Regions from separate parts of the Homo sapiens genome. Here region 2 is linked to region 1. The links are chromatin loops, found by intact Hi-C in ENCODE. Cell type or tissue: endothelial cell of umbilical vein. All regions are shown on one strand. Each heading gives the region's core, and the rest is flanking DNA. Links, peaks and the distances in the headings are about the cores only. Region 1 has its middle 320 kb from the start of MIR3688-1. Region 2 overlaps RAPGEF2 (Rap guanine nucleotide exchange factor 2).

Region 1 (9,776 bases), core at 923-8,922:
ATTTAAAAACATCCTCACAGAAACACCCAGAATAATGTTTGACCAAATTGGGCCACAGGTGGGCACTCTGTGGCCCAGTCAAATTGACACGTAAAGTTAACCATCACAGGCTGCCATACCAAAGTACCAAAGACTGTTGTTTAAGTGTCTTAAACAACATAACTGTATTTTCTCACAATTCTGGAGGCTAGAATTCCAAGATCAAGATGTTGGTAGAGTTAGTTTATTCTGAGGCCTCTCTTCTTGGCTTGTAGATGGCCATCTTCTCCCTTTGCCTTCACATCGTCTTCCCTCTGTGTGTGCTTGTATTCTAATTGTCTCTTCTTATAAGGGCACCAGTCATGTTGGACTAGGGCCTACCCATGTGAACTCATTAATTACTTCCGTAAACACCCCATCCTCACATATAGTCACATTCTGAGGTACTGGGACTTAGGACTTTGCTATATGAATGGTGAAGGAGTGAGGAGATGCAATTCATCCCATAACACAGCGGAAGTGCCTTTTTTTTTTTTTTTGAGATGGAGTCTTACTTTGTCCAGGCTGGAGTGTGAGGGCATGATCTTGGTTCACTGCAACCTCTGCCTCCCAGGTTCAAGCAATTCTCCTGCCTCAGCCTCACGAGTAGCTGGGATTACAGGCACTTGCCACCATGCTCTGCCAATTTTTGTACTTTTAGTGGAGACTGGGTTTCACCATGTTGGCCAGACTGGTCTCAAACTCCTGACCTCAAGTGATCTGCCCGCCTCAGCCTCCCAAAGTGCTGGGATTACAGGCATGAGCCACCACGCCTGGCCAGAAGTGCCATATTCGTTAATAAAGGTGTGTAAGATCTGAAAGTAGAAACAGAGTTTAGGATGTAGATTGTACTGGGAAGGCACAGGAATGGAACTAGACAGATAGGCACATGTACAGCTTGATTGGTCAAGCACGGTATCATATAGAATCTATAATAAATATTTAGTCCAGGGGCCCAGCTATCATCATTAAGTCCAAAAGAGAATGTAGGTACTTCCTAGGGGTATAACATAATGTCCTTCAAGAATATAGAACTAAGGACAATAAGACTACTCTGAAAGAATTAAATACATAACTATTCAAGAATCATCAGCATAAATATACATAATATAATCTTATAGTCCAGATCAAGTCTTGACTAAAATTATTGGCATATTTCTTTTCTTTCCCCTACAAAATACTATGTTAATTAATGAAGTGGGAGAAATTGGTCATCCATAGAAACATCAAAAACAAAAACAGATCAGCCTGTTTTAGGGGCAAATGTTGGCAACGACCACATAGGTGCACTCTGGGTAGAGAACATCTTGACCCAATGACTTGTCAGTTCTTTGAGCAGATAATATACCTTTTCTTGAGAGGATTGCATCATGTTTTGAGAGCCTGATAGTTTAACATTTAGATCTGTTAACTAACTCACATGTAAACCAGTGAGACCTGGTAACCTGAGAAGTTTGGCTATAGGAACAAAATATGCTGGCTAGATAATATGAAGTGCTAAACCCCTAACTAAATATATTTCTTGCTGAAAGTTTATAAATTGACACGCTGGCTTACACATGAGGATTTTGAAAGCTTTGTTACTATCAGTTGGTATCTTTGAACTTGGCCAATCATGAGACTTGGGAAAGTCAAACTTGTAGGTCTTTGTAAGAGTGAACTCTGTATTTTTGTTAATGTACTAAGGTACTGTCGCTCTTTGTGGCTTTGTGTCAGAAGCCTGAGGATAGTTTTGGCATTACTCCAACCTCATCATACCATTTGTGGTTGAATTTCTGCAATAATAATGGGGTATCTTAGTGTTAGTATAGACTATTACAACTGGGAACCATCAGCAGATCAGGGGCTCAGACACTGGGACCGTGTGTGTGTGTGTGTGTGTGTGTGTGTGTGTGTGTGTGTTTAGGATGCAGGAGAGGAGAATTTGGATGAGAATATGAGGTGAGCCCACAGGCAGAAGGGAATAAAGAAAGGCACTACTAGCTAATTTTTATATGCTATTTACTATGTGCCAGGTATTTTCCCAAGCTCTTTTATGTTTATTAACTCACTTAATTTTTATAAAACTCCATGGGGTAAGTACAATTGACTTCTTTATTTTAAATATAAAATTGAGACACTTAGAGGTTAAGTAAACTACCCAAGGTAGAGTAGGATTTGAACTCAGGATGTCTGGTTCTACAGTCTGTGCTTTTGACCATTAAACAACCATCATCATAGGATCATGTAAGAATTCCAGTGACTAGGAAAAGATCTCAGAGCTGGCATCTGGAATTACTTATCCCTGAGTGCTAGAGGCGGTGACTTTGTACCCCTCCTCCCTTGGGAAACTGCAGGTAACATCTTTAGTGTTTATTGAGTGACACTCTATGCTCGGTGTTAAGCTAGGCATTTTATACTATCTCCTAATAATTTAGGGTTAGTTCTAGAAGGTTCATAATGGAACCAAATGCCAGATGATGATGATAATAGTACTAATAAAAATATTGTGATACTCTATAGCAAAAACAATGATAATGAAAATAGCAGCTAATATTTGTTAAGGGCCTTCATTGTGCCAGGCATTGTGCTAAGCACCTTTTATACACTATCTCATTTATAACTTCCCCAAAGCCTGAGGTGAGGACTATCATTTGGTAGAATTGTTGCATTTTCCAGTTTTTTTTTCATTTAAGCCACAGAGAGGATAAATAGTTCACGAATGGCTCTGGTTGAGGGTAGAAGAGAACTGTAAGGAGGGAGAATCAGAATGGTTTTGAAAGTTGTGGAGATTAAATGTGTAAATATTTAGACAAGTGGTTTATATTATAAACAGCTATACGAATGAAAGATTGCTTATACTATCCACCCTGATTTTGCTGTATACTGAAAGCACTCAGAAACCAGCCGGCAGGGAACACAGTCTGCCCCATCCCACTGGAGGATGCTGGCAGCAAAAGCTTCCACCATCTGGCTTGGCAGTGCCAGGCTCTTACCTTGCCCAGGTGCCTGTGTGGATAAGATGGTGGGAGGGAAGGCAGAACCTCCGAATCCATAACTCCCAAATCCTCAAGGGAGACCAAAATATTATTCTGTTGCTTTCTGGAGTTCTCTCAATTTGAATTAAACTTTCCAGTTAAGTCCCATCCATTGGCCAAGTTAGTTTTTGGCCAACCCAATCTTACTATCTTCCATGGGTCCTGCTTGATGCTGCCTCTTCTGGAAGTGAGAATGGGCATTCATCCCTACCATGCCAATTTCTCAAGGGATAAAAAGGAAACTTCCACAAATATTTCACTTCAGTAGATGATGAAGATTCTATAAAGAGATCATACAACTAGGGAAATCTTCCCTTTTGATCATGTCACTTTCCTTTTCAAAAATCTCTGTAATTCTTCAGTGCTTGCAGAATCAATCCCCAAATCCACCAGCCATCATTCAAGGCCCATTAAAACCACACTAACTAACCATCCTTGTCCAGTCACTTCTGCCTCCTAGAGGTGCATGTGCAAGTGGGAAGTGATGGTGAAATTAACATCCTGGTGGTGAACCTCTGACTAATGGGAAACCAGACACCCTTTCCAATCCTACCAAGATGCATTTTATGTAACGTCTCAGGGGTGCAGTTCTACAGATCCAGCAATGAGTTGCATTTAGCTGTGGCCAGATCAAAAATGCATTCTTGTACTGGTTCTCCCTCCCTCCTTGCTTCCCTTCTCTTGTCACTCACTTCTGCTCCCTAATAAAGTAATAAATTATGTGCAAGGTCTCTTCTGCCTCAGGTTTTGCATTTTGGAGAAGCCAGTAAAAACAGTTAAGAACATAGTTTTTGAGATCCTTGTTCTCACTTGTCAAAAATATTATCATTAATCATAATATTATTTGTTTAAGAGCATGTAAGATTATTGAATAAGAGAAGGGCTCAGACTCCACATTGTGTGGTTTTGAATCCTGGCTTCACCACTTAAAGACTGCAACTGGGCTGTATGTGGTGGCTCACACCTATAATCCCGGCACTTTGGGAGGCTGAGGCTGGCAGATCACGAGGTCAAGAGATCGAGACCATTATGGCCAACATGGTGAAACCCTGTCTACTAAAAATACAAAAATTAGCTGGGCATGGTGGCGGGCACCTGTAATCCCAGCTACTCAGGAGGCTGAGGCAGGAGAATCACTTGAACCCGGGAGGCGGAGGTTGCTGTGAGCTGAGATCATGCCATTGCACTCTAGCCTGGGAGACAGCAAGACTTTGTCTCAAAAAAAAAAAGTGCAACTTTGCTGTGGTAAATATTATGGAACAACTTACTCAAACCTCATTTCACTCTCCTTCTAGATGGATATTGAAAGGTTAAAATCTATATTCTCCACACTCTAATGCAGCTAGCATTCTGGATGTGAGTTCATGTACTTGTGTGATATTTGAAAGGCAGAACTGAATCAGAGACCATTCTCCTCTTTCTTCTTGGCTTCTCTTACTGGCGAGCAAGGCTGCGAACAATTCCCACAGAGTCACCCTCCATTATCCTGGGTGTTGACAGACAGTTACAATGATAGAATGATCTAAATGTTTCCTCTCCTGATCCTTGGCCAGAATAAAATGAACAAGAAAATACACTCAATTGGCAACAGACCATGAGTTAAATAATTAGTGAATCTGAAAGTGGGACTTTCAGAATAATAGCTTTCAAGGAATAACAGCAGAATTGGCCTGAAGACTGGAGTAATTGAAAAAGTAGATATGAGCGGCAACTTACCTCTTTTGAAATAGTGTTTCTCCTGACTGGAGGACTTACTTGGAGTTTAATCTTTACCTGCTCTTACCATGTGATGATAGATAAAACACTCAGACTCTCTGAGGGTTCAGTTCCCCATCTATAATATGTAAATGATGAGCCCAACCTGGTGTGAGGGTCACGGGTGTGAAAGTGACTGTAGAGGGTGTCTACCTCTGTCTTTGCCGGTGTGTATGTCTGTACATCTGTGTGAGTGCATGTGTGTGTGTAAATGCATCTGTGTAGGTCTTTGTGCCTTTATCTGAATGTATGTTTCATGTTTCTAGTTTGTATGTCTTTGAGTTTTTACGGGCATGTTACTGTGTGCATGGGTGTGTGTGTGTGTGTGCACATGTGCTAGTTTATATATACATATCTATTTTGTGAAGGTGTGTTATGTACGTGATGTTGGACGGATGTCTCTCCATGTAACTGAAAACATGTATGTACATGGGTAAGTTTTTGCCTATGCTTCTCTATTTGTGTGATTTCAGTAACACTCTAGTGTACAGGCTCAGAACCTCCTATAGAAATGTACAGAGCACCCTCTAGTGTTCAACAGGAGACAGTGCCTTGCCCACAACAGAGAGCAGGGCCTAAATTGCCTTCCATAAAGCAATGGTCCGCACATGCCCATGGCTGGCTTTCTGGGACTGTCCTTAAGAGGCAGAGGTGGATGGTCTGGAGTGGGGTGCCCCTGTGACAGAGAACTCTGTACAGAATGTGACTCACAGGAAGGTGCTTGATGATGTGAGGTGAAAAGCAGCATCTGCTGCCTGTGGGGACAGGATCACCAGGGAGCAAGTAGGGCATAGGGATAAGAGTTTATTATGCTTCATTTTCATTTGGCGAGTCAGTGGGAAGGTGGTTGGTATATAATCAGATTGCAGTGGCAAGGAAACTTACCTCTGTTCTGTACATCTGAGGATCCGCACTCGAGAAGCTGATCCCAGAATACGCTATATTCCTATATGGCTCTGTATAGAGAATGTTGGGGCGGACAGCATCTGAAGTACATAGGTGCTGCCTATGGAATGTTTACTCTGTGCCAGGCACTGGACTAAATCCTTTAAGTATTATGTTATTTGATTCTGTAAACAACTACACAAAGTGAATACTATTAATATGTCCATTTCAAAGATGAGAAAATTGAGGTCTAGCAAAACTAAATAATTTGTCCAAGGACACACAGTTGAGAGGTAATAAAACCCGATTTTGAATCCAAATCATCTAAAATAAAAACACTGCTCTTAATCATTACAGGGCATTCCATGGTCCAAACCACCATTTTATAAAAGACAACATGAAAACCAGAAGCAGGGCACTGGCTGCCAATTTGACGTAAGATAACTGGAAGGAAAATGCTGATGACTTAAAGTATGTGAAATTTTGGCAAGGCTGCCAAGACCATTCAACAAAAAGGACAATCGTTTCAGTAAATGATGTTGGAAAAATACCCACGTACAAAAAAATAAAGTTGGAGCCTTGCTTTATACCATGCACAAAATTAACTCAAAATGAATCAAAGACCTAAACATAATACTTAAAATTATAAAACTCTCAGAAGAAAACACAGGGAAAAAGTTTCATGATATTGGATTTGGCAATGACTTTGTGAATATGATACTAAAAACACAGATATCAGAAGAAATAGATAAATTAGACTTGATCAAAATTAAAAACTTTTAGGAATCAATGGACACTCAATAGAATAAAAAGACAACACGTGGAACTGGGGGAAATATTTACAAATCTACATTTGATCAGGAGTTGATATACAGATTATATAAAGAACTTTTATAACTCAGCAACAAAGAACCAATTTAATTAAGAAATGAGGAGAAACAGGACAAAAATGTCCATTCTCATAACTTCTTCTCAACATAGTACTTGAAATCATGGCCAGAGCAGTTAGGCAAGGGAAAGAATCAGAAGGTATCCAAATTGGAAAAGAGGAAGTTAAATTGTCCCTGTTTGCAGATGATATGACTTTATATATAGAAAACTCTAAAAATTCCACCAATAAAACTCTCAGAACTGATAAACAAATTCAATGAAGTTGTAGGATACAAAATCAACATACAAAAATCAGTAGTATTTCTATGCTAGGCTTGATGGCTCATGCCTGTAATCCCAGCACTTTGGGAGGCTGAGGTGGGTGGATCACATGAGGTCAGGAGTTTGAGACTAGCCTGGCCAACATGGCCAAACCCCATCTCTACTAAAAATACAAAAATTAGCCCGGCATGGTGGTGCGTGTCTGTAATCCCAGCTACTCAGGAAGCTGAAGCATGAGAATCACTTGAACCCAGTATGTGGAGGCTGAAGTGAGCTGAGAGCGCACCAGTGCTCTCCAGCCTGGGTGACAGAGCAAGACTGTCTCAAAAAAAAAAAAAGGCTGGGAAAATTGGATATTCACATGCAGAAGAATGAAACTGAACCCCTATCTTTCACCATATATAAAAATCAACTAAAAATGATTTAAAGACTTCAGTATAAGACCTGAAACTATAAAGCTACCAGAAGAAAACAGGGAAGACACTTCATCAGCCTGGGCAATATGGCAAACCCCATCTCTACAAAAAATACAAAAATTAGCCATGTGGGGTGGTGCATGCCTGTCATCCTAGCTACTTAGGGAGTTGCGGTGGGAAGATCTCTTGAGTCCAGAAGGCAGAGGTTGCAGTGAGCCAAGATCACGGCATTGCACTCCAGCCTGGGTGACAAAGGGAGACCCTGTCTCAAAAGAACAAAAGCAAAACAAAACAAAACAGAAACACTTCATGACATGAGATTAGGCAAGAATCTTTTGAATAGGACCTTAAAACATAAACAACAAATACAAAGATAAAGACATGGGGTTACATCAAATTACAAAGGTTCTGCCTGGTGAAGGAAACAACAGAGTGAAAAGACAACCTGTAGAATGGGAGAAAATATTTGCAAACTATGCATCTGACATGGGGTTAATATCCAGAATATATAAGGAACTCAAGCAACTCAGCAGCAAAAAACAAACAATTCAACTACAAAATGGGCAAAAGACCATGTTGATTCAGCATTATTTACAGTAGCCCAGATATGGGCTTAACTTAGGTGTCTAACAATGGATGAATGGATAAAATGATAAATTGATAAAATAAATGTATAGTTATGCACTGCATTACAGCATTTCAGTTAATGACTGACCAGAAATGTGACGGTGGTCCAAAAAGATTACAAGGCAGCTGAAAAATTCCTATCACAGTGACATTGTAGCTGTCATAACAGTGTAACACAATTACTTTATTTTTATTTTTTTTATTATACTTTAAGTTTTAGGGTACATGTGCACAACGTGCAGGTTTGTTACATATGTATACATGTGCCATGTTGGTGTGCTGCACCCATTAACTGATCATTTACATTAGGTATATCTCCTAATGCTATCCCTCCCCCCTCCCCCCACCCCACAACAGGTCCTGGTGTGTGACGTTCCCCTTCCTGTGTCCAAGTGTTCTCATTGTTCAGTACCCACCTATGAGTGAGAACATGTGGTGTTTGGTTTTTTTTGTCCTTGCGATAGTTTGCTGAGAATGATGGTTTCCAGCTTCATCCGTGTCCCTACAAAGACATGAACTCATCATTTTTTATGGCTGCATAGTATTCCATGGTGTATATGTGCCACATTTTCTTAATCCAGTCTATCGTTGTTGGACATTTGGTTTGTTCCAAGTCTTTGCTATTGTGAATAGTGCCGCAATAAACATACGTGTGCATGTGTCTTTATAGCAGCATGATTTATAATCCTTTGGGTATATACCCAGTAATAGGATGGCTGGGTCAAATGGTATTTCTAGTTCTAGATCCCTGAGGAATCGCCACACTGACTTCCACAATGGTTGAACTAGTTTACAGTCCCACCAACAGTGTAAAAGTGTTCCTGTTTCTCCACATCCTCTCCAGCACCTGTTGTTTCCTGACTTCTTAATGATCACCATTCTAACTGGTGTGAGATGGTATCTCATTGTGGTTTTGCTTTGCATTTGTCTGATGGCCAGTGATGATGAGCATTTTTTCACATGTCTGTTGGCTGCATAAATGTCTTCTTTTGAGAAGTGTCTGTTCATATCCTTTGCCCACTTGTTGATGGGTTTGTTTTTTTCTTGTAAATTTAAGTTCTTTGTAGATTCTGGATATTAGCCCTTTGTCAGATGAGTAGATTGCAAAAATTTTCTCCCATTCTGTAGGTTGCCTCTTCACTCTGATGGTAGTTTCTTTTGCTGTGCAGGAGCTCTTTAGTTTAATTAGATCCCATTTATCAATTTTTGCTTTTGTTGCCATTGCTTTTGGTGTTTTAGACATGAAGTCCTTGCCCATGCCTATGTCCTGAATGGTATTGCCTAGGTTTTCTTCTAGGGTTTTTATGGTTTTAGGTCTAACATTTAAGTCTTTAATCCATCTTGAATTAATTTTTGTATAAGGTGTAAGGAAGTGATCCAGTTTCAGCTTTCTCCATATGGCTAGCCAGTTTTGCCAGCACCATTTATTAAATAGGGAATCCTTTCCCCATTTCTTGTTTTTGTCAGGTTTGTCAAAGATCAGATGGTTGTAGATGTGTGGTATTATTTCTGAGGCCTCTGTTCTGTTCCATTGGTTTATATCTCTGTTTTGGTACCAGTACCATGCTGTTTTGGTTACTGTAGCCTTGTATAGTTTGAAGTCAGGTAGCATGAAGCCTCCAGCTTTGTTCTTTTGGCTTAGGATTGACTTGGCAATGCAGGCTCTTTTTTGGTTCCATTTGAACTTTAAAGTAGTTTTTTCCAATTCTGTGAAGAAAGTCCTTGGTAGCTTGATGGGGATAGCATTGAATCTATAAATTACCTTGGGCAGTATGGCCATTTTCATGATATTAATTCTTCCTAGCCATGAGCATGGAATGTTCTTCCATTTGTTTGTATCCTCTTTTATTTCATTGAGCACACAATTACTTTTAAAAAATAAATTTAGCCTAAGTGTACAGTGTTT
Region 2 (9,776 bases), core at 543-8,542, 140 kb before region 1:
GATTGCATAGTGGTGAAGTCAGGGCTTTCAGGTTATACATCACCCCAATAACCTACATGGTGCCCGTTAAGTAATTTCTCATTATGCACCCCCTACTCCCGCATGTGCTGAGTCTCCACTGCTTATCATTCCACACTCTGCATCCATGTGTAAACATTATTTAGCTCCCACTTGTGACTGAAAACGTGGTATTTGTCTGTCTGTGTCTGAATTATTTCAATCAAGATAGTGGCCTCCACTTCCATCCATATTGCTGCAAAAGACATGATTTCATTTTTTATGGCTGAATAGTATTTCATTGCATATATGTACTGTACTTTATTCTGTCATCCATTGATGAACACTTTGGTTGATTCTATATCTTTGCTATTGTGAATAGTGCTGCAATAAACATACAGGTGCAGGTATCTTTTTGATACAATGATTTATTTTCCTTTGGGTAGATACTCAGTCATGAGATTGGTAGATTGAATCGTAGTTCTATTTTTAGTTCTTGGAGAAATCTCCATACTGTTTTTCATCAAGAGATTGTACTAGTTTACATTCCCACCAGCTGCATATAAGTGTTCTCTTATCTCCACATCCTCACCATCTGTTACTATTTTTGTCTTTTTCATGACAGCCATTCTGACTGGTGAAAGATAGTATCTCATTGTGGTTTTAATTGGCGTTTCTCTGATGATCAGTGATATTAAGCATTTTTTCATATGTCTGTTGGCTATTTGTATGTTTTCTTTTGAAAATGTCTATTCATGTCCTTTCCCCACTTTTTAATGGGATTAAATTTTTTGCTGTTGTTGTTATTCAGTTGTTTGAGCTTCTGGATATGAGTCCCCAGTAGGATGCATAGTTAGCAAATATTTCTCCCATTATACCGATTATGTGTTCACTCTGTTGATTATTTCTTCTACTGTGCAGAAGGTTTTTAGTTTTATTAAGTCCCATTTGTCTGTTTTTGTTGCCTGTGCTTTTGAGGTCTTACTCCTGAATTATTTGCGTAGACCAGTGTCCAAAAGAATTTTCCCTAGATTGTCTTCTAATATTTTTATAGCTTTGGGTCTTAAGTCTTCAATCTGTTTTGAGTCGATTTTTATTTATGCTGAAAGATAGGGGTCCAGTTTCATTATATGGTAATCCAATTTTCCCAGCACCATTTATCGAAAAGGGTGGCTTTTCCCCAGTATATGTTCTTCTTGGCTTTGTCAAAGATCGGTTGGCTGTAAATACGTGACTTTATTTCTGGGTTCTTTATTTTGTTCCATTGATCTATGTACCTATTTTAATACCAGTATCATGCTGTTTTAGTTATTATAACCTTGTAGTATAATTTGTTCTTTCTGCTCAAGATTGCTTTCACTATTCAGGCTCTTTTGTGATTACGTATGAACTTTAGGATTTTTTTTTTCTAATTCTGTGAAAAATGATGCTGGGATTTTGATAGGAATTACATTCAATCTGTATATTGCTTTAGGCAGTATGGTCATTTTAATGATATTAATTCTTTCAATCCATGAGCATGGGATGTTTTCTCATTGTTTGTGTCATCTACAATTTCTTTCATCAGTGTTTATTATAGTTTTCCTTGTAAAGCTCTTTCACCTCCTTGGTCGAATATATTCTAGGTATTTTGTTTTTTCTGTAGCTATTGCAAATGAGATTGCTTTCTTGATTTTGTTCTCAGCTAGATTGTTATTGTTGTATAGAAATGCTACTGATTTGTGCATATTGATTTTGCATTCTGAAACTTCCCTGAATTCTTTTATCAAATCTAACAATTTTTTGATGGAGTCTTTAGGGGTTTCTATATATAATGAGATCATTCCATCAGTGAACAGGGATAATTTCACTTCCACTTTTCCAGTTTGGGTGCCTTTTATTTCATTCTCTTGCCTAATTGCTCTGGCTAGGACTTAGAATACTATTTTGAATAGGAGTGGGAAAGTGGGCATCCTTGTTACAGTTCTTATGGGGAATGCTTTCAACTTTTCCCTGTTCAGTAAGCTGTAGGTTTGTCTTATATTACAAGTTTTTCTTATTAAAGTCCATACTGAGTGTGACAAAAGGAAGGGCCTAATAAGACTGGATCATTGAATTAGCTTCCTTGTGTTTTTAAAAAATTATTAGATTTAGTATCTGCTTAAAATAAATTTTTATGATACTGAAGGATAGAAAATAAGCCAGAGCTATGGGATTCAAAACTGTTTTTAAAATAAAATAATTCTAATTGTTAAGAAACATTTTATTAGCTTTGAATGTGCAAATTTAGGAAAAGAGACTGAAATATACACAAATATCCTTATTTGGCCTTCAAATACATTATGTTACTATTGGATTGTATATGGTTTCAAGCAAAATAACATTATTCTTACTTTACAAAGAATAACTCTTGGCTTATTAGGAACTGTGGCATGAAATAACCGTAAAAATAACTTTCTTTAGAGACAATATAGTTATGAAGGATCATTGTTGTATTTAGTCAGTGCTGTTTTTATTTTTTTAATTATTGAAAGTTAGTGAACAATTAAGAATACCATCAATACAAGACATATTCATTTAGGTCCTAAATTTAGTAGATCTTGAAAAATAATTTTCTTTTAAAGAGATAGTATACTAGTTATATACTTTTCTCAGTTTACCTCCTCATCACATACACACAAACACACCATTTATTCTGAAAGTTGATTTTTCTAAACATTTATCGAAGAGTTCCCTTGTGTAAAACAATGAACAGTATACATAAAAGTTGTATTTTAGTTTATATTAATTGAAATATTATGGCAGAGCCTTCATCCTCTAAACTTTGAGATTATTATTATACATCTTGAAAATCTATAGTGAGAATACAGCTTGAGGTTACAATTATCACTGTTCTCATCAAATAAATACAAACTTGGATGAAACTCCTAAAAGGTAAATCTATTAAGATAATGAAGTAACTTGTTTGACCAGGTGCAGTGGCTCATGCCTGTAATCCCAGCATTTTGGGGGGCCAAGGCAGGCAGATCACTTGAGGCCAGGAATCTAAGACCAGCCTGGCCAACATGGTGAAACCCCATCTCTACTAAAATACAAAAATTAGCCAGGTGTAGTGGTGCATGCCTATAGTCCCAGCTACTCGGGAGGCTGAGGCACGAGAATCTCTTGAGCCCCAGAAGTTGTCAGAGCAGTGATCCAAGATCTCCCCACTGCACTCCAGCCTATGGGGCAGAGCAAGACTCCGTCTCAAAAAACAAAAAAGTAACTTGTTTGTATAATCGATTGAGGCATATTCTGAGGGGAATTCTAGTCATATGTGCTTTTACCTTGAATAGGCTAGATAAGTACATGAGGAAATGCAGATGGTACTTCTGCCCCTGGTTATCATCTGATTGTCTGTGAAACCAGAGTGTGGATGAGAGTTCCTAATTGCTCTAACATAGTTGGAGCTTACAGCCTGCTATCTGGCTTTATCTTTGGGTGTAGATGAAGAAGAGGATCCCTGTGCATCATTTCAGTTGCTTAAGTGTCAAAGCTATTTGTTTCAAATTTGATGACAGGCAGATAGCCTGTAAGTATATATCCATCATAAGGAAAAATCCATAGATGTATCTAAGGATCTAGTTATTGGCTGTGCAAAACTTAACATTTAGTAGAGATTTTCAGTAGACCACTTCTGTTGTCTTTGAATCTGAACTTAAAATGAGAAGTCTGACATGCATCTGGTTCAACTTCCAAATTTGCATTTGAATCCTCTGCTTCTCTCCTGTGAATCAAGCATCCAGTTTATTCTTGAACAATTCCAAGGGTGAGCAACTTTCTCCCCTAGAAGCCTATTTGATCTTCATACAGTTCTGATTTCAGAGGTCTCCTGTCACATTGAAGTGAGAATAAATGCTCACAAGATGGACACAGAGAGATTGAATTTAGATGCTGTACACCAGGGAGATATGGATAGAATAATGTTGCTGAGATGGTGGGAAGAGAGGAATTCATGAGTGAATTCTTAGTCATTCTTAATTACTAACCTTAAGAGAAGAAACATTCTTCTGTTTTAACAGGAACACATCCTGGGGAGTTTGGGAGTTGTGGGAGTTCCTGTCTTAGACTTCTGTTTTCTCTCGGAAGAGTTGAGTTCATTTGTTGAGAGTGAGAGGGTTGGCAGGTAGAGAGTTTTAAGGAGAGAGAAGTTTTGAAATAATAGTTGCAGAGAGTAGGAGAACAAATTGACCAGAGAAATGGAGATTCAATTGAGTTAGTGCCCTCAAATATAAAGTGATTTCCCTCTGCTCTGTTAAGTAGCTTTCTCCACAGTAAGCACAAAGAAAGCAAGGATTTGACTTCACCCAGGACTGAAGTTTGTTAAGTGAGTGTAATACAAAGACAGGTCGAGCAACAAGGCAAGCGTTTTCTAACTGCAGATCATAGCTTTTGTATGCCTTCTGCCTGGAATGTTTTCTCCTAGCTTGATCCTTTTCAGCCTTTGTTTTCAAGTGTCATCTCCTCAGAGTTGTTCCTTTATAATCCTCTGTAAAGGAAGTCCTCCATTTTGATTCCTTTCCTGCCTAATCTTTTTATTTCCTTCCTAGACGCCAATTGAACCAATTATTAATTTTTATGTTATCTCTCTGCCTAGAAGAATGACACCTTCAAGAAGGCAGGGAACTTGTCTCTCTTGTCTCTATTTTTTCCCCTAGAGCCTAGCACAGTGCCAGGAAATTTTAGGCATTCAGTAAAGATGTGTTGAATGAATGTAATTGAAATAATAGACTAGGGAATATAAGCTGGATATGAAAGGAAGACAGGTGTGAACACTAGACACAGAAGGTAGTAGAGTCTTGAGTGAAGATCCTTCTTAAGTTGAAAAAGGGTTACCTTAGAAGCAGATGGGGGCAGGTTGAAAGAATAGAAGGTTGTTGGTGATTGAAAGCTTTAATGCCTAAGTTAGTAATACGAGACAATGCCATTTCCAGCCATGATAAGGTCCTGGTTAAATGGTATGGCCATCAGGATCAGAGCGAGTGGCTTAGGCAAACCGGAAATAGTTGTACAAAATAGATAGATCAATAGAACAGAGAGTTCAAGCAAAATTGAACTCATGTGTAAGGATGTAATATGTAATAGAGGAAACTTCACAAATCAATAAAGAAAGTGATGGATCATTCAATAAATGGTCTTTGGGGTTGGGGAATCATTTTGTATTCTTATTTTGTATCATAATTAAAATAAATTCCTGATAAACTAAAGAGTTAGCAAACAATGTTTTAATAAAGGATCAAAACATTTTGTAATTAGAACATCAATTGATAAGAAGATTTAAAGTCAGAATATAACTGATTTACACAAATAAGAAAAATACTCAGCTCACAATGTTAAAATGTTCAAAGGACAGTAGTTGGTAACTTACAGAAACGAAAATGCAAATGTCTACACCTTAAGTATTTGAAACATAATAGTAATTGAGCATATAAGGACTTAAATATGAAATTATTCTGCCTATCAAATTAGCACAGATTTTCTTACTTAAAATAAGCATTTATAGACATTTTTATATACTCCTCGTAGGATTGTAATTTTGGGGAAGCAACCTAACGATTTACATTAAGAGCTTTAAAAAATTGTTCTTCTCTTTTAGGCATATATATGCTTTTAATAAGCAAAACTTTTTTGGCAAGTGATTTTAAAGTGCTTACTGATAAAACATGCAGTATTTGATTTTTATTTTAGTTAAATTAATACTTCAGTAGAGCTTTATGGCATAAAAATTTTTTTGTTTGTGAATTTTCTTGATTTTTTTTAAAAAATGTAAAATAAATTGGTTTTAAGAACTGTGTTCACAATAGCAGAATGTATTTAGTCCCTTTTGATTTAAATAGTGGAGCTTTCAGCATTGATCTGAGAATATTGTTTTTAAAAGAATATCACTATTTAAATATTAATGGACAACAAAATCTATGTTAGTCAGTACCTGTATAAGATAAATTAATTTAAGACAGGAGTTATTTGGCTAACATAACTATGTAAACCTTTCTCCTTGTTCCTGAAACAAATATATCCAGATAAGCTTTTAAATATAAAGCGTCTGTTTTAGTGTCTTTATTTAGAAAAAAAGGGTTTAAAGACATGCGTGAGTCTTAGTAGTGTTGTTATTTGGAGGAAGCTAGAAAACAATAAGTGTTATGTTCATAGGCAAATATGTATTTAAACTTTTTATCTTTTATGACTTAGCAAAGTGGAAAACATTTTATTACTGTATTATATTTCAATTTTTTTTTATAAGACTATTGAGAATGTCGAGCAAAGTGCAGAGTACTTAGTATTTCTTGGTTGGTCACACCTGATTTTGAGTCCTAGCACAGTTACTGTGTTTTGTTTTGCTTACATTGAACAACTTATTTAATGTCCTTGACATTTTCTCCTCTGTAAACTAGGGTTAGTAATACTAACTTGCTGAATTGATATGAAGATTATTATGTTTTAAAACATCAACTTTAGTGCTAGACACATATGATAGTCATTCAATATAGGATCACTATTTTTATAATTGGTGTATGAACCAGTTGACCAGAATGTATTTGTGCAGTTAGTCTAAGATACTATTTTACAAATATATAAGGAGAGTGTGGTGTTTAACAGAATTTTGTGGGGTTTTTTGGTCAAATTCCACAAATATAAATTGCGTGCAGCGTTCATTGCTGCTATGGGGAGAGGTAGAAGGTGTACAAGTTCTAAGATGAAGAAAGTATCCCCTTGAGGAAGGGACTTTTGATCTAGCTTGAGACTGGCTTGCTTTCTCCCTTATTTGATCCAAAAGCAGTCCTATGAATAGTAAGAAGTTGTATCTACAGTTTACATCGATGATAAGATGGGCTTGTGGAGGTTAAGTGACTTTGCTAAAATCACATCATGAATAGTAGAGGTGAGATTTGGAGCCACAAAACTGAGTTTGTTCACACAGTAAATACTACATTCTAGGTACTCTTCTTAAGTTTAGTACTCCTCCTGGAGACCAGTTTGTGTTCCTTAAACTTTTAACTCCACTTAATCTCTAAACATCTTGTCCACAAGGCAGTGGTATTATGAAATTAGTAGGTCCCTGAAAAGTTGTTTATCACGTTCTTTTAAAGAGTATGATTTAGAGAATCTGTAGTATTTTAAGGTAAAATGGTTATTTATTCTAAATAATAATCTCTAAATTTTTGGTTTAGTAAATGTTATTTTATGAATAGTTTGTTTCTTAAAGCATGGAATGCACATAGAGATAGCAAGCAACTGTGATCTTTTAAATAAAGTGGAAGGTTCAGTTTGGGAGAGATAAATCCAGTTGACAGTTGAAAGTCTTTATGTTCTGCTTAAGCCTTAAATATAAATAATTTAAACGATAATTATTTCTTTGGGATGGTATAAAATATATTCCATCTTTTTGCATACATTAGATGTTTTAAAATTAAAGAAAAACCATTAGCTATATAAATTATTGAAAATATTTTTAAAATTTCTGTCTTTGGTAGTGTCCTTTCTTCACTCTATGCTAATATTAAAGAATGTTTATATAGAGAACTGATAATATTTTTGAAAATATAAGGTGATGAGTAATAAATAGTCTTCAATGTGAAGATGAAACTGAGGTAAAAATGTGATCATAGCAAGCATTAGCAAATTGTATTTCTAGACTTCAGGGTCAGGTGCTGATAACAATGTTGACCTATTTTCTCTAACCACAACCTTGGCATACTATATCACATCAAGTTCTACTTCAGTTTCCTTCTTAAATCTAGCAATGATTCAGTTAATTTTGAGTTTAAATTATGAGATGTGTTTCTGAGTGTGTCACAGTTCTGTCTGTATGGGCTGCAGTGGCTTATTACTCTCCTGCCTGCAGTATCTCTGCTTATAATGACCAGGCCATTGAACTTTCATAAACATTAGGTTTTCTGTCTTCAATTATTTTCCCCTTAAGTTTCTTTTTTAAATAATATATGCATTTTAGTTCAGGAAATTGTACCTAAAGAGCAGAAAATGTGATAAAACTCATTGTTAACACATGCTTGTATTATTTCAAAATGTAGGATTAAATCTTATGTTCTGTGATATGAACCGGGACTTTACAAAGCTGAAACTTTGTTTATAAGAAAATAGCACAGGCTGGGCGTGGTGGCTCATGCCTGTAATCACAGCACTTTGGTAGGCTGAGGTGGGCAGATCACTTGAGGCCAGGAGTTCAAGACTGGCCAAGCCAACATGATGAAATCCCGTCTCTACTAAGAGTACAAAAATTAGCTGGGTGTGGTGGTGCACACCTGTAGTCCCAGCTACTCGGGAGGCTGAGGCATGAGAATCGCATGAACCTGGGAGGCAGAGGTTGCAGTGAGCCGAGATCGTGCCATTGCACTCCAGCCTGGGCAACAGAGCAAGACTCTGTCTCAAAAAAAACAAAAAGAAAGAAAGAAAAAGAAAATAGCACAATTTATTCTGTAAATATTAAATTATAGGAAAAGGATAGATCCTTATATAAGCCACATTCATATTCAGTGAATGTTTAAAAAGAGACAGATTAGATTGCGATTAAGACTCTGAAGCCAGAATTCCTGGGTTGTAGTCTTGATTCCACAGTTTATCAGCAGCATGACCTTGGAAAAATTATTTCTCTTCACCTAAGTGTTAAGAGAATAATAAAAGTTAATAATGGCTTTTACTTTATAGGGTTGTTTTAAGGATTAGATGAGTTAATAAATACATAGCAATTAGAGCAGTACCTGACACATTGTAAGTATTTAGTGTTACCTTATTATTATTATCAAAGTCAGTATTTTATATTTTTATCTTTCTTTTAAAAAATATTTTTTTCTTAAAAAAGGTATTTATTATCTTTGAGAATCGTATGGGCTATGATTTGAAGTTGAACTTTGTAATATACGTTTTCTACAAAATTAATAATTGTATAAGATGTTTTCAAGATTTTAATATTTCATTTGGAAAAACACTTCTGTTCAAGATTGATGTAGTTAATATTTAATTGAATTCATTTTTACTATGCTTAAGTGATAATTGAAGTCTAGGTATATAATGTCAAATAAGATCTGTATGATATATACATACATATTGCTGAGATGATAGTCACAAAAGGCTACATGGTGACCTAGAAAGGATAACTGTTCTAGGATTGAGCTAGTTCAACAAAAGAGGCCATCTTGAAATGTGTGACTCCAGTGACTTAGAAAATTTGCAGGTATCTTGATAACTTGAAGTTTAGTGATGTGATTACCTGTGTTGATGAATGGGAAGAAAGAGTATGTTGCCTTTACGCGTATGGTCTCCTATAGTGTTTCTCGATTTATAGTTTAACAGTGGTCATTGGGATAATCCAACTAATTGTTAATGTTTCGTTTGCATATTTATCAAGTTACCTTTGATTTGTGGCTCATTTTTCCATAAGGACTGTCTAATTGGGGTAAAATGGTCCAGGCTTCTTGGCATTAATAAATTCACACCTATTCTGCAAAAGGAATTGCTCAGAATTGTCACCCTTAAGCTGTTAGCCTAAGCCATTCTCTTTGAAGAATGGAGTGAAAACAAATACTTTTTCTTCTTTATTCTACTATGTTTCAAATGCCATATGACAGCTAGGATAAGAAATCAAAATTACTGAGATAAAGTCGTTATTCCTGACCAAAAATTTAATAGGAGGTGGAATCACTCATATTTTGTTAAAGTAATTGTTACATGTAGTTTCTGGTGCATACATAGTTGTTGGATGGAAAAATAAATATAACAAGCATTATTTTGAATGAGGCTTGCTC

The links. Peaks named below come from ENCODE experiments on the same cell type or tissue, not always from the same donor. Only the 100,000 strongest peaks of a DNase experiment are listed, where the experiment ranks them.
Region 2: a loop joins it to region 1, with 4 times the contacts of the local background. A loop is called at or near these places in 10 of 110 quality-filtered maps.

Annotation. Positions count from the first base shown.
Region 1 is chr4:159,441,359-159,451,134 of GRCh38, forward strand. No RefSeq gene overlaps it. Among named protein-coding and RNA genes, the nearest start is that of MIR3688-1, 320 kb to the left of the region's middle. RefSeq lists an enhancer at 5,539-5,588. In endothelial cell of umbilical vein, for the core only: CTCF peaks have their summits at 3,571 and 5,347 (motif pointing left); a DNase peak (open chromatin) is centred at 5,303.
Region 2 is chr4:159,304,747-159,314,522 of GRCh38, forward strand. All of the region lies in intron 8 of RAPGEF2 (Rap guanine nucleotide exchange factor 2), which reads left to right. Among named protein-coding and RNA genes, the nearest start is that of MIR3688-1, 180 kb to the left of the region's middle. In endothelial cell of umbilical vein, for the core only: no CTCF peak of the experiment used is centred there; DNase peaks (open chromatin) are centred at 4,185 and 4,355; H3K27ac peaks cover 954 bases.